Regions from separate parts of the Mus musculus genome. Here region 1 is linked to region 2. The links are chromatin loops, found by intact Hi-C in ENCODE. Cell type or tissue: heart. All regions are shown on one strand.

Evidence for each region. A loop is a pair of places that touch in the nucleus more often than their neighbours do. Peaks named below come from ENCODE experiments on the same cell type or tissue, not always from the same donor. Only the 100,000 strongest peaks of a DNase experiment are listed, where the experiment ranks them.
Region 1: a loop joins it to region 2, with 2.4 times the contacts of the local background. A loop is called at or near these places in 4 of 42 quality-filtered maps.

What each region holds. Positions count from the first base shown.
Region 1 is chr6:50,433,399-50,441,398 of GRCm38, forward strand. All of the region lies in intron 1 of Osbpl3 (oxysterol binding protein-like 3), which reads right to left. Among named protein-coding and RNA genes, the nearest start is that of Osbpl3, 19 kb to the right of the region's middle. In heart, a CTCF peak has its summit at 3,417; a DNase peak (open chromatin) is centred at 4,623.
Region 2 is chr6:50,355,015-50,363,014 of GRCm38, forward strand. The region is part of intron 3 of Osbpl3 (oxysterol binding protein-like 3); the gene reads right to left. Among named protein-coding and RNA genes, the nearest start is that of Gm52900, 23 kb to the right of the region's middle. In heart, no CTCF peak of the experiment used is centred here; DNase peaks (open chromatin) are centred at 167, 487, 3,387 and 3,887; H3K4me3 peaks cover 354 bases; H3K27ac peaks cover 3,912 bases; H3K27me3 peaks cover 479 bases.

The DNA of each region.
Region 1 (8,000 bases), 78 kb after region 2:
TATGAAATCCTGAACTGAGAATTCTTGGTTCCTGTAAGTTCCTAACCTACCTAATGATCTACACTAAACACGTTATGGAAGGAAAGACTTGAAGTTACATTCCTTCTGTCAATAGCAAGTATCCGTCACAACCACAAATGACCTGCAAACACTCCACTCTGATACTTCCGTCTCAGTCTTTCCTTAGTTCTATAGGACACACATGACCCTTGCCTGGCAAGTAACCTCCCTGATAATCCTGCTCCCAACAATTTGGATTAGACCCATGACCCAGGTAACAAATCAACAGACCATAAACATCGACAGATGCAACCGTTGCTCCCGTGTGCTAAGAGGCACTTAAGAGGGGAAAGCCTGCCTGAGACAAACCCAGATGAAAACAGACAGTCTGTGGCAGCAGAGCTCGGGCTCTGAAGCCAGTCTTACTCTGCATGGTTTCTCTGTACAGCCCTGGCCTTCCTGGAACTCACTCTGTAGACTCAGAGATCTGCCTGCCTCTGCTTCCTGAGTGCTGCAACTGAGAATTTCTTAGCAACATAAACCAAACGCTTTTTTTATTGTTCTGACACTAAATGGACGTCTGTCATTTGCAAACAAATGGCCTCAGACATTATTGCTTCCTCGTTCCTTTCAAAACTTTTAAAGGATTAGTTTTTTTCAGCCAGATAGCCCACACCTGATTATAAATATAAATAAAATAAAAATATAAATAAAATAAATAGAGTCTTCTGAAATGAAGAAAATCAATATTCAAATGGGCCTGCCCTGTGTTAGCCTCTGAATCTGAGGAGCTTCCGGGTGGCTATATTATTTCCTCACTAAAAAAAAAAAAAAAATGTCGGGGGCTGGAGAGATGGTTAAGAACAGGGACTGCTCTCCCAGAGGATCAGGGTTCAATTCCTAGCACCCACTTGGTAGCACACAACCATCTGTGATCCAAGGTCCAAAGGATTTGCCTCTGCCAGGCACTTAAAGGCAAAACACACATACACATGAAATTAAATTTAAATTTAAAACAGGAAAGTGTCCCTGGTATAATGGTTATTTATGCCTGATCCTAACACCAAGCTGCTTCAGGCCTGAGAACACTGAATGTGCACCTGTTCAATTCAGCGCTGGTGGCTCTCTGAGGTTCGCTGGATGAAGTCAGAAGGGTTTGCTGCGCGCATTTACATCTCTCCTGAAGTCACCCTCTTTGGTGGAAAGGAGGTGCGCTCAAAAGAATACACTAGAATCCAAAGCATTTCTTTGGCCCACCTGCCCAGGGAAGCCAGGCCAGTCATGTAGGCAAGCCTGCTCCAAGTGCTTCAGTATCAGTAGTCAGAGTCTGTTTGCAATGTGTTCACATTATAAAATCCTGTTCAGGCCAGACAGCACACATCTATCTCAGCTGCCTCCACAGAGAACGCACCAGCAGCTCTTTCTCTGCCAACCCTGCCCTGGGCACATGCAGGGGAATTCACATCTGAATATCTCACACAACAACCTGGGAGAGATGGTGCTAGGCTGAACCTGGTCCTCAGTGGGGACATCGGCTCATACGCAGTTCTAGGAAGGGTCAAAGATAAAGTCCTAGCTACATGAGAATGGTCTTAGTTAAACTGCCTCTTCTTTGAGAGGTCTACTTTTCTCTTTAACATGGGATGGGGGCAAACAGATCAGTGATTGTCACGGTGGGTCATGATCCAGGTGGTGGGTGGTAAAGCAGACTTGATGAACCAGGAGTAACTTTACAGCCAGATGACACTGAGTGCACAAGGTGAGCCTGGAGCACCTTGTAGTACCAGAAAATAACCAGTAAGGAAGATCACATGATGAGGTCACATGATGGACTTATGTCAAAGGCAGTGGGAGCCAGCTGATGAGGTTCCTCATGGCTGAAATCGGGACAACACCCGAGAGACAGTACACCCACCCTGTACTCCCAGACTAGAACCTCAAGTAGAAAATAAACACCTGTGTGTTCACAGGGATGTATAGTAAGTAAGTATTAAGTAGTGGAATGAATGAATGATAGATAAATAAATAAATAGGAAAAAGGGAGAGAGAAATCTTCCACACAGTCATGACTCTTAGCTAGATCCTCTACCCTTTAGGAGGTAAAACAGGACTCCACTTCTTCAGGATGCAAGAGGAACACAAGCTCAGGTCATGGCATCACATACCCTCCTCAGGGCATCATGGAAAGCCACTTCCTCCTCAGACTCGAAAGCATCACCAAATCCCAGTAGCCGCCACTCTATAAAACACACCGCCACGCCCCTCTCAACGCTTGGAAGTTGGGCTTTGGGAGTGGTTCCATCATAAAAACAGCCCCTTCCAAATGGATCTTTAAAGGATTTCCAAGAGTAGATTCTCTGGAATCTACCACTGTGTGAAGGTGCGGTAAGAAGCCACACCGGATGTCAGCACCTGGATCCTGGGTATCCCATCCTCCCAAATTGTACAAGGATACACTTCTCCTCTTTATAAATAAATTGATCTCTGTGTTCCCCACACACACATTTGCCTGCTCTTTTGCCGAGGCCAGGGGTCAATAGCAGATGCCTTCCTCGATTATTCTCCATGTTATTTTTGAGATAGCGTATGTCACTGAGCATGGAGCTCATGGATTCTGCTGGGCTGGTGGAGGGCCAGTGAAACCCTGGGAACTGGTTCTCAGAAGCTCCGGGAATACAGGCACGAATCACTCCATACAATTTTTACAGGAGTATCTGGGGTCCAAATACAGGTCCTCGTGTTTAAACAGCAAGCACTTTTGTAACTGAACCACTCTTGGTCTAGAATCATATCTAAGCACTGGCTGGTCTTCCAGAGGATCCAGGTTCAATTCCCAATACCTACATGGAGACTTAACACCCTCCATGGGGTTCAATGCCCTCTTCCTGCCTGACCTTTGAAGGCATCCATCACACACATGGTGCAAAGCCATATATGCAGACAAACACCCATGCAGACAAAATAAAATTTTTAATTAATAATTAATTAATTAACCTAAGGTTTTCAGTTAGAGCATCACAACACACACAAAGACATCTGAGAAACTGTCTCAGCCAAAAGGAGCCTGGGAGATGCATAATTTAGCATAATAGGAAAAGCTGGTTGGGACTCTAGGACAGCCAAAGGACGTTCCGAATTACTATGCCAGCACCAGCTCGATGGTTTGATAAATGGATCATAACATTAAGATGTTACTACTAAGGAAAACTTGGTTGGGGCAGACAAGGGCTTTCTGTGCTCTCTCCACAACTTTTTATCGCTCCTAACCCTTCTAAAGTTAGAAGCAATTTTTGTCTGCATGTGTTGGCAGAGTGTGATTAAGGCACACAAACATGTGTATTGTCTCCATGCTTATGGAAAAAGTTTGAGTTCTACGTCTTATGAGGCTGAAGGGCTGTGAGTGCACAGCTCAGCCTGGCACAATCACTCACCCCCAGGGGGAGTCGTTCATCTATTCTCAAGGCCATTTTCCTCACACCCCTTCAATACAGTTAGTTCACATCCTGTCTCAGGGTTATCTTATTGTTCTGAGTAGCAGTGTGTTTTATTGGCATGACAGAACACTATCAGCAAAACCAGGGCTTAATTCAGCAAACAGCTCAGGATCACAGTCTATTATCCAAGGAAGTCAGGGAAAAAACTCAAAGCAGAAACCTGGAAGGAGGCAGGAACTGACACAGAAGCCATGGAGGGGTGCTGCTTACTGGCTTGCTCCATGGCTTGCTCAGCCTGCTTTCTTATAGACCCAGAACCATTAGTCCAGGGGCGCTGTTTGCTCAATGGTCTGGGACCACGCAAATCAATCACTAATCAGGAAAATGCTCCCCACAGACTTGCCCACAGACCAATCTGGTGGGGGCCATTTCCTCCTCAAAAGAAATTATTTGTTCTGGAATGTTTCTAGCCTGTGTCAGGTTGACATAAAAGTAGCCAGCACACTGCTGTTTGTCAGCTTTCCATTAATGTGAAGGAGGAGAAATGAGAAAAGCCACTGAGAAGGCAGAGGAGTTTCCACAGTCACTTGGCACATGTGCCTTCAAGCCAGTGGCAGCACAACATAGCGTGATAGTGGACGTGTGTGGCACAGGAAGCTTGTTCACCTTGTAGTAGCCAGAAAGCAAAAGAGACAAGCAGCAGCCCTGCAGGATGAAATATTTCAATCTGGGAGGAAACTGCTACACAAGACTCGGCGCCTTCCTCCAGCTCTCACATTCTTTCTGTCCCATCTTCTTCAATGATCCCTGAGCCTTGGAGGGGATGACTATAGACATCCATCCACCTATGACTAAGAAGCAGGCCACCACATCATAGTAACAGCCATTTGATCTCAGGAGCTCTCCAGTGGTTATGAGAGAGGCTGATAATGGGCGTAAACACAAGTTTAGAAGGCAATTTGACAGGCACATCACATCTATCTAAAAAAAACAAAAAACAAAAAAAAAAAAGCAGAAGTTGCCTCCCCAGAGGAACCTTTGACCTCCCCAGCCATAGGTTTTGTTCTGGCTCCCAGTACTAGGCTTGAATCTGGTTTTGTGCAGCTGGCCTTAGATCCAATCAGAAGGATGTTGGTCTGACCCACAACAGCCAAGCCACTATTGCACAAGCAGGCACATGCAATCTTGTGTGTTGGTATTTTTAGTACACAAAGTTCATACCCAAGCAGGGATGTTGTTGACAGTTCACCTGCAGCTGGCACAGACCCCTCTGGCACTATGAATACCAGTCAGCAGGACGCAAGTTTCCAGTTCAGACCCAGCTTAATTTCTCCATGTTCTAAGTCAAAGCACGGATGTGCAGTGTCTTCAGCAATAGGGTCTGGCATCCAACCAGGAGTTGAAAGGAGTAAGGTCTAATACAGCAGGGACAGGTTCCATCCATTTGTATCATTTGCTTCCTCCAAAGATCAAGGTCAGGTACAAAGCATAGTGTAATGGCTACTCCTGGTTGTCAATTTGACTATATCTGGAATGAACTACAGTACAGAGTAGGGAGGGCTCACCTGTGATCCAGATCTTGAGGCTGAAGACACAAGTTCCTGACCTGGATCTTGATATGGAGATCTTGAGTGGTAGTGGCCATGAAAAGCTTAAGCCCAGGCAAGGTAGTACACACCTTTAATATCAGGAGACTAAGGCAAGGAGATCTCTGAGTTCAAGGTCAGCCTGGGACCAGGCAAGTCCCAGATCCATGCGTGGTGGGTAGTACACACCTTTAATCTGGGCCACACCTTCTGCTGGAGGCCTACATAACAATTTTGGAAGAAGGAAGATTCATTCTTCTACTGCTTGCACTTACTTGCCAGCACATCTGTTGGAACCTACTTCTACAGAAGACAAACTGAAACAACTAGCCTTGTGGGACTGAGCAACTACTAGATTCCTGGACTTCCCATTGACAGCTGACCATTGTTGGGTTAGTTGGACTACAGACTGTAAGTCATCACAATAAGATTCCCTCAATACAGAGAGACATTCCATAAGTTCTACGACTCTAGAGAACCCTGACTAATACACATAGATAGGAGGTGCTAACTTAATTTGTTCTCTGTAATCCTTGGCGATTCTCTCTGAACTATTATGTTTACATGACCTGGAGCCTGTTCTGGGAGCCTCCCTACATTTCTCCACACCTGATCAACTCAGTGGATTTGACTTAGTCTGCTCAGACATACTCAAGGCCAAAGGTAAATGTGGCCCTGCTTTCCCGCTGCACCTCTGACTCACTAGGTCAGAGTGACCCTGGGTTGGCACATGCCTCTAGCCTCCCATTCACCATCCCTGGTTGTCGGGGCAGTTCTAGCTGGGCGAACAGTCTACACCCCAGCTTTATCTTTTGCTGTGTCCCCTCCTTGGTCTGGGGGATCACCCACTCCTGGGACAGGCTTGCTGTGCTTCATCTGTATTCTGTCAAGGATGTCTTCTCCTTAGGCAGATGCTCCTTAGCACACAATGCCTTTCTATCAGATTTTCCTTAGCAACCCTAGTTCAACATAAATCCTGCCACATACTTTACCTTTTAATGATCTCCTCTGGGTGGCTCTTTTACTTTGAAGACGTTCCTCACATGCTGTTCTAAGTCACTGACATCTGCCAAAGCCTTTCCTGCTTTATAAAGATCTTGTTCCACCAAAGGACTCAGCCATTAAAGCTTGATACTAGCCTTGAGGTTGATCCCTTCTGGATCAACCTTTGTTTAACTCCTCTGTAAACAGAGTTCTGTCTGGCCCAGTGAGCTAGGGTTCAAATACAGCCAACACCTGACCCTCCTCAATGGTCCTCCAGCTCCCGATATTTATGGGGTCTTCCAAATGCTCTTAATGGCTTTGATAAACCGGTCCATCAGGGATTGCTCTTTTTCATACTATCTCGGGTTATACAGCCTTTGCCTTAATTAAGGAGAGGATGGGGAGTTCCATTATTTAGTTTTTCTGCCTCCACAGCAGTTAGACTGCTCCCACCAGCGCCTGTGTCCCTCAGCCTCAAAGGTCAGGCTCTCTCACTACTTGCTGAAAAGCCTTCCCTAATGCTAGCAATTCAAGTGCTAACAATTTCCTGATACAACATTAATGCCCCGTCTACGTGCTAGATTACAGATTTTTCCTCTCTTTTTCTACTAAAGGTTGGACTTATCTTTTACTGCTTTTACCATCTCTCCTTCCTGTTTATCTAATTTAGTTGCTAAATCAGGAGCTAACAGAGAATACTGGCTACATCTCTCTTTCTTGTTGCAACAACGCCTTTACACAACAAGCCCCTGCCTGGCCGCCATCTTGGCCTCAAGTACATTTCTAACTGAGCACAACACTGGCCAGGCAGCCTCCTCGGCTGCACTAACCTCAAAGACCGTAACGTTCCCTCTACCTTTTTTTAACTGTTTTCAGGGTGTCTCCACATTCACACAGGGAACTCCAGTCATCTAGCTGGCATGCCACCCATACCACACAGATGAAGGCTGCTATTCTGAGACTGCCTCCTACAGACACTCCTAATCCTGATGGCTCGGCCTTACTTGTATGTCTCACTACCTACTGCAAGAACAATACAACCACTCTTATAGCGCAAAGGCACAAGAACGCCCACCATCCAGGAAATGACAACTGTATTGGAATTTCCTCCAGAGAAGCTCCATCTCAGGCGTCACAACTTCAGGCCTTGCTATTCTTATCCAGGACCATGCACTTGCTCTTCCCTAACTCATCTCTGGTTCTCTCAGGTCCCTGTCCAGACACCAACTATGGTTCCTGCCCTACTTGGTGAACCAATGAATTTTATTGGGGCTACTTAAAGAAATATGAGTGAGAGGTTACTTACAGGAGCAGAAATGACTCAAAGACAGCTGCATCACCAAGGCCCAGCCCAGCATGGGTGACAGCTCACATAGCTGCGAACCTGGAACTTATTGCACAGTCAGATTGCAAAGTGTCTAAGTGACTCTTAGAGGCAGCCTGGCTTCTGTTTCTTCTAGGCAGTCGGTCTGATCTCCCCTTCCCTTCTTCGAGGCAGCTGGTCTGCTCTCAAAGTCTTTGTAGCTTTTCTCCTCTGAAAATCTTCTTTGTAGATCAGCGTCACTTCCTCTGGGCGGGACTCTCAACTTCAATTGCTTACTCTGGTAGAGAGGGGCATGGTGAATCTGGTCAGTTTCAGGGACTTCCTGAAACTAGTTTGAGTTGTTTACCTTTCTGTTTCAGGAGCTTCCCAGCAGGATGGAATGTCTCAACCACAAGGAAGCTGTTACACAACAGATCCACACAATGAATCTTTGAAACTGGTTACAATGTTGCTGGGGCTTAGAAGCAGTATACCAGAGAAACTTATCTCTGTTTCCTAGTCACATGATCCTCTCCTCTAGCTGGGTCTTTTGCCCAGCTGGCAATCGCCAGGCTGTTTCCTATGGCTCTTTCACATGTATCAACAGTTGGCTAAGGAGGAGCAGTGCTCAATACCCTTGAGGACATAGGCAGGGCCATGACTTGTAAACCACAGTGCAGGCCATACAGCCAC
Region 2 (8,000 bases):
ACCCGTTTCAATGCTGTGACTCTCTAAGGCCCCACAGTGACGCCGCTCCTCCAGAGGAAAGCATTCCTTCACCCCCTGACTCCATCACTCCAGTGTTAAACCTTTCTTCCAAGGACTTCCCCTTGCTCGTGGTAGTGTGGATGAGGCTGAGCCCCTTGAGAGCACCTCCCATTTCCTCCTGCCTTGGGAACAGGAGGCTCCTGATAACTAACTCTAGCTGTGGAACAAAAGCTACAGGCTCATGTTCCCGGAAGGCTATATTGTGGCACACATTCGAATTGTGTCCAGTGTCCTTAGGTCAAATGACTGTTTTCAGATTACATACAATAGGCCCGCACTTGTGAAAGATGGGTGTGTGTGGTACCATCACATAAGAATCCTCGGCCAGTCCTATAGAAAGCACTCAAGTGGATCAGCCTTCCGAGTTGTCCTCAGACTCCCAGGCAAAAGGCAAAGCACAGAGCACTAACTCTAGGACAGCCGCCACGTCTGCTCCGTTCCTCTCAGTTGCACTCAGTGCAAATTCCAGGAGGGATGAGTCATTACTCCATGCTTCCCAGAGTAGGGGAAACGTAGATGTGGTCTTACCCATGGCTGAATGGGAAAGAAGAACAGAATTTCAAACGTGGCTTTACTGACTCTGGTGAGAAAGGAGGTACCCCAGAATTCTGGAGATAGGGTTTTCTCCTCCCTGGGGTTTATAGTAGGTTTGCTCTCCCTTCAAGTCAACAATTGAGGAAGGGCATGTATTTATGTTCCTGCTAAATGTCATCTGTTTGTAGGTTTCATCTTCTTCCAAGGTTAAGAACTTGAAAGTGCTGGCGAGCAGAAAAGCCAGATTTACCCCATGAAGAAAAGGCAGGCTCTCCTTGGCTGGGAGAGAAGGTGCAAGGGCCCTTTGTAGGCCCTGTCTTCATCATTCAAATGCTTGCTTCTTCCTAAGTCACTGCTGAGCTAGCTGGTGACAGCTAAGATGCAGCCTCGATCTCCGAGGCTGACAGTGGCCTGAAGCTGTTCCCTCGGAGGCTGGGGAATCTGGGGCACTGCTGATTGACAGCGTTGGGAAGAAGTCTCTTGCATCTCAGCTTCAAGTGAAGGGACAAAAAGACAATAAGAAACTTTCTGAATGAATCCCCAGCCTGGCACAATGACAAGGGTGTCCCACATCCAGAAAGATTCTGCAAGTGCCATGAGACATCTTTGTAAATAAGGACCTGCTTGATGTCAGTTACCTAGAAACAGCTCAGCTCAGCCGTTAAGTCTGCTCGGCAGGAGTCAACTCAGTGGTAAAGTAGTCACTGTGCACTACCAGGTAATTTATCATTTAATTAGCTCATAAGTTGCTGATTTTGCATTTGAGCCCCATAGCTCAAATTTTCTTTCCAAACTACCATAGAGACTATCTTCTTCACCTTGTGCACAACTCCAGCAGCGTGGCGCATACGGGGTAGCCACTCAGAGGATTCTCTACGTGGGATTTGGTGCAGTCTCCAGTCAAGAAAATAGATTAAACTCTCGAATCAAGTCAAGGACACTAGGTCGTTGGCTTCACAGGAAAGGGTTGAGTTGCAGTCACAGTTCATAACATTCCCCCGGAGTCACAGGAATACTAAATACGGGGGTGTTGGAAACACATAAATGAATATTGTAACACCACAGAAGGACTGGAGAGATCGTTCTGGATCCACACAGTCATGAGCCTTTTGTCAGTTCGCTGACCTAAAACAGTCCATAGCAGATATTAATAAATGTGCTGAAAGAGTCAGAGAAACTGTTCCCGTGGCTAACATCACAGTGGACACACTTTATGATGAGGCTGAGGCCTTCAACCCTTCAACCGCAGGTTTGTTAGGATTCTTTTTTTTAAGGTAGAAAGTGAGGAAGAGAATTAGGTATATTTCCTGCTGTGGTCAAGCTACCAAGTGCCACAGATACCCCATGGCACAGCCTACGAGATTTTAATTATTCTGCCCTCATTGGAAAGTGTTATTTTTCCCATCTTTAGATGTGTACATTCCAGTGAACAAGGTAAGGGGGGACATTGCGGGTGAATCCTGGCCCACCTCTAGACTCTGGAAGAAGGAGCTCAGAAGCCCTGGGCCTGCTCAGAGCTCCTAGCTCTCTGGTCACTGGCGTACAAGTGTGTAAGAAATCAGCCCGTGCATTTCACTGCTGCTAACCCTTTGCCCATTTCCCCCTTCCTGCCTGAACTCCTGTCTAACCTCCTTCCCTGGTGAAATTCTATTTCTACGAAAACCTTCTCTTCCCTGAAGAAAGCCCCTCCCTCTTTTGAAGAGAAGTACTAAGAATGAAAACCTAGCTTCTTCTGCATGCCTTTCCAGCTAGAATGTGGGTTCCTTGCCTTACCAGTCTTGTTTATTATCATCTGTGTCCTCAGTAAATATCAGCTGAGCAAGTCTGACAGCAAGAGTCTATGGAAAGGGCACTGAGTGCCCACTCATTGTGGTATTCAGAAAAATCAGACGCAGGCTGGGAGACGGTTCAGTGGATGAAGGTAGTGACTATTATGCCTAAAAACTTGAGTTCAAGCCCTGGAAGAAGAGCCATGAGAGAAGAGAACAGACCCCAGGAAGTTGTCCTCAGATCGCCGCACATGTGCCAGGGCAATGGATATGTGCACATGTGTGTGCCTAAACACACCTGTGTATACACACAGAGAAACACAGAAACTCACAAACACAAACCAATGTAATAAAAAATAAATTTGAGGAGCCAGTGTTCCAGACTAAAGGGTCCGTGGAGGAGTGGCACCTGGTGCCCTCCATATACCATGCCGCTCTGAAGATAGGGAATGCACCCTGAGTGAGGTGAATACCAGAGACACACTACAGGACAGATTTGGGCCACCACAGACATCAAGGTCCTGCAATGGCTAACTCTGCTCACTGAGCCTAATACTGAGTCTAATATGCAGGGTTAATGTCTCATCCTGCATGGATCAGGCTGAAAGGTCATCAAGACCATGAGACAGAGAGAGAAATGTGGCTGCAATTTCTCAAGACTTCTGCAAAAGCCCAAACGAGGCCGATCTGGCCGTCATCTGGCGTTGAGTTCAGTCTATTTTACAGAACGTCTAAAAAGTGCCCAAGATAGAAGCTGCTTTGTGATTAGAAAGGCGGCTAGGCATTGATTCATGCTCTTGAGTGGGCCAAGTTCATTTCCATAGTGCTGAGTGCACGGATCGCAAGCGCTGCTGCCTTCCTTCCAGCACAGCTGTGTGCACGCTGCACCGCTCCCAGGCCCCTCGCACATGCCCAGTTCTCAGCTCCCCTGGCTGACTGTGATATCAGAAATAGAACCGACTGAAACTTCCATTCTTCCAGCAGCTGAGAAGTGTGGAAAGGGATCTGGCAGGACTGAAGAGCAGGTTGTTCTAATTAGTCTGTAATCACTTTACCAGGTTTTTAAAACCCAGAGGGCAACGTCCAGCATTAACTCACGCGGCCGCTGATTACACACATCATCAGTGAGTTTAAAGGCATTTTGATCTTGTAAAACCTGTCACGACAGGCTAAAGGTCAGTAGCACCACCTTTCACGATTTTTCTATGGACACGTGGAAGTACCTGACAGCAGAACAACCACTCTGAGGTCAGACCAACTGTATACTTAGACTGCAATCACATGAGCTGGAGTTGCCTTTTGTTAAGCGTCTCTCAGCGAAGGTTTTACAAGTGCCAATAGGGCAAAGAGCAACAGAAAGAGAGAGAGAGAGAGAGAGAGAGAGAGAGAGAGAGAGAGAGGAAACTATTCAGAGGCAGACTGGTGTGTGAGGGCCAAATGCAAGGGAAATCATTGGGTGATCCTGTGAGCACCCATCTCAGTTCACAGGCTGGGGAGGGGAGAGCCTGTGGACACATATCCCAATTCAGGGGTGGGGGAGGGGCTGAGCGTTAGTCATTGGCTGGACCACTTCCAGAAGACCAGGGACCAGGCTGTCTTGAAGAACTCCAAAGGACACAGACACCAAGGAGAAAACCAGGCTGATGTGTAGAGTCCAGCTCTGCAGGTGACCATCTAACAATCAATCAACAGGGGCATAGCTGCTCAGGGAAGAGTACTCCTTAGTTTCTGGAGTGCTCCATCAGAGGCAGTGCTCCATCAAAGGCTGATGGAGCCTGGCCTAGGAGGACAGAAAGGATGCTAAGTCTGAGAGAAAGAGAGAGGTGAGAATAAACGAACTCTAAGAGCACATCTAAATCATGTCAGAAACCCATGCTCTGGGAAGCAGAGCTTCAATGGTATCACCTCAAGTACAAACCTGACTTCAGGATGGAAGATTCTAGAAGGGGATGAGCATCGGTGAGCCCATGTTGATTCTGAAGGCTACTGGGGATCCTCAGTCACGGCATGCCAACAGGCACCGGCCTTTCTCTCCCATCTCAGAGGTGTACAGAGCTGGGAGAGAAATCGCCAGAGGATCCAGGCCCCCAAATGCTCCTAGACTTATTACCTGACAGGTTACAGAACCTCACAGACTCACTGGAAGACTTCTAGTCACCAAGTCCTTTCAGAAATCATGGGAGGCAGTGCTGAGGATGAAGGGGGTGGGGGGAGAACAAGAGAGCTGTCGGCCGTCCCACTGCTCTGCTTGAAATCGCCTTGGGTCTCCAAAGAAGAGACACATGCTTATTGCAACTGTGCTGACCACAGGCAGTTTTACAATTGGAACACCATTTTAAAAATCCAAAGCACACACACAACGACTGTCTTCAGCCAGCTGATGACTCGCTTGGCATTATGGCTATAATTACTTTAGCTCTTTTTAGGCTCCTCAGATATATTTGGAAGTTACTGATATTGCTAAATATTCCTCAAATAGTATAAAGGTTTAACAAGCTATGAAAACAACCCTTACACATTTCCTCGTTCCCCACAAATGTTGTTCTGTAAGCAGGCCTTGGAGGAGGAATAGCTATTACTAATGATGGAGACACCCATGAGACACTGTGCCTGACAGCAGCCTACCATGGTGTGGTGGGTGTCCACAGCTCTTATGATGGCGGTCCTGACAGTAATGAAGGGAGTGAAGTGTCCTGTGTGTCCTCATCACACAGAGGGGACCATCACCAAAGTCCAAAGTAGCTTGCCCAAGACATAACTGCTAAGCAACAGGACATATCTGTGGGCTCTGCAGCTCACACACGGAATCTTGCTGTTGGACATATTGTCTGGACAAGAACATCCACAGGTGCAGTAGGACTCAGTGGAGTTCCTTCAGCCCCTGTCCCACCTCCCGGCCCTGCCCCACCACACACACCCAGACAGACATGGATTTCCCTACCCAGGGACACTGAACCTATTCTGCCCTCAAGGACTTTCCCCCAGAGCCATGAAATGTCTGTTTTGAAATTCATATTTGAAGGAGGATATGATGGTCACCTGTTGAGTTCTTCTGCCAAAGAATTTAAGTGACATCAATTACCTGGTGGGGTCACAAAATTGAGAGGCTTTGGGGGACCAGGACTGGGCTAACTCACCAGGTCAGGTGGGAACTCCCCTGAACAGCCCATGTGAATGGATTGGGGGCCAACAGTAAGAAGGTATGACATTTTTGTTCCTTCTATCTTGCAACATTCTTTTTTTATTTATCTTTATTACCTTTTGATTTAAAAAAATTTTTTTTGCGTGTGTGTGGCATACAGTGCCCTGTGGTATCTGAGCACTGGCAAGAAAAAAAAATGCAGACTCTACCCAGAGAAGCCACAGTGGCACTCAGTGACAGTGCTTGGTATCTCTCGAGAGACCCACGTCTACGCTAGACACCCATGCTCTCTGGTCTCCATCTCAGGGTGCTCAGAAAGCTAATGGAAGTTTGTAACCAAAACAGAAGTACCTTCTGGGAAATGCTGCACACGTGACTTAGAATCACAGGCGTAGGTCACAGGCATTTAAAATGGCAAACCCTCCCATACACAAAGTCCTCACACTAAGTGCACCCCTCCCCCAAGAAAAGCTGAGACACACCACCAAGCAATGACACGCATGAGAAATGCAAAGGCATCACAGGTTGGAACTCTGTAGGTGCCACATGAGGACGTCACACACTGTAGCTGGGGCTCAGACAGGCACTGTTCCAAGGTGTCATGCCTTTGGACTAAGAGCTTGAGCTGGACTCTAAGCAGAGAGAATTAATTTTCTGAGGCTGTCATGGCAAACGACCACCAACTTAGTGGCTTTAAGTTTCAACCAATAAATCTCTCTCTGGTTTTGATTTTGAGATGAGGTCTTGCTATATTTAGCCCGGGCTGGCCTCAAATGTAGGCTCTTCCTCTCTCAGCCTCCTGTGTGCTGGGATCATAGACCTATTCTATGACCACCCATCGCTGAAGTTTAAAATTCTTCAACACTGCTGGAAGCCAGAAATCCCAAACCTGGTGTAGGCAGAGTCAGGCTCTCTCTGGAGGTTGGAGGGGAGACAGTTTGGGCTATCCTGGTCTCTGGAGGCTGCAGCTTCTCCGCTACCCCTCAGCTTGTTGCTATGACCATGCCCACTTCCACCTTCATATCATGTCCTCCCTGTGTTTCTCCTGGGCAGACTTCTTGCTGATTAATTTAGGGCCCTTCACACAACTAAGGATGCCCTGTCCTTTTCAAGGTCCTTAAATTAACCTCATCTACTCAGGCCCTCCTTTCCAAACAGTGTGCATTCACAGGTTGTGAGGGGGAATTATGCACCTCTCTTTTAGGAGACCAGTAATCAACCAAACTGCACAAGGTAAAGGAGAGAGCGAGGTCAGAGACGTGCCAGGACACTTGACTCAGCTACCCCTGTGAAAGGTACAGAGGGGAATATGGCTAGCCTCATGCCAAGGCCAGCATCCAGGGGCAAACCAGATTATTCTGCGTGTCCTCTGGAAGGCAGGCAATGTTCATTGCTCCACTAATACCAATGTCTAGGTGCCTTCTGTTCAGCCTTGTCCTACATCCCACGCTGTCACTTCTGGGCCATTAGACTTGTTTTGCTTTTATTTATTCTTGTGTGCCTATGTGTGTGGGATGTGTGTGTGAGCATATGCATGCCACACGGTGCGTGTGGAGGCCTGAGGACAACTTTCAGGGGTAAATGCTCTCTACCGTGTTGAAGCGAGGTCTCTCTCATTTCTACCGCACTTCATACTCTACACTCGTTAGCGTTCAAGGGTGATTCTCTCCTCTCTGCCTCCGTTTCCTGATAGGAGCACAGGGATTACAGATGCTTACCATCACACCCAGGCTGTTTGTTTGTTTGGGTCCCTGGGATTCAGCACAGGCTGTCAGCCCTGTGTGGCAACCGCTTTTAGTGGCTGAGCTATCTTGACTGCCATTAGCATTTTGGAATCATCAAATCACTGGAGTAGATTTTCTCTTCCATGAGCAGGAGCCAAAGAGCCGGCTCAGCTCAAGGCTGCAGCTCAAGCATCTCGGGAGTGAGCCAAGCGTTGCATAGCGGGGAAGACGTACTCTCCCTGGAGCACCCGAGTTCTTCCCATGACCTGCACTGTGGCTACTCCACGCTTTAATAAGGAACCTCATCTAACTCAGTGCCACTATATTAAATAAATCAATATGACTGCCTTCACCTCCTCTTCTTCCCTCTCCTTGACAGTCTTGGGCCCAGGCTTGTATCAAACGTGCTATCCTCCTCCCTCAGTCTCTCAAGTAGTGTGATTATAGGCATGCGCTACGACACCTGGCTTGGATCTTAGCATGATCAATACTCAAATGAAAATGTCAACACCTCAACCTTTACTTCCTCATGCAAAGCTTGGTAAATTCTCTCCCAGTCAACCTAGCTGTTCTATAGATTCTGGCACTGTACCAGACTTGTTGTGGTTTCTGAAGTGAAGCATCAGTGAATGGCTGCATAAATTAACTCTCATTGGGTGACCTGGAGGATGCTCAAATGCCACCAAAGATTAGCCCAGGGACAGTGGGGGACAGGAGCAAGCTGAGTCACCATGGGGAGACTCACTCAGGAACACATCTCTCCCTTTCAAG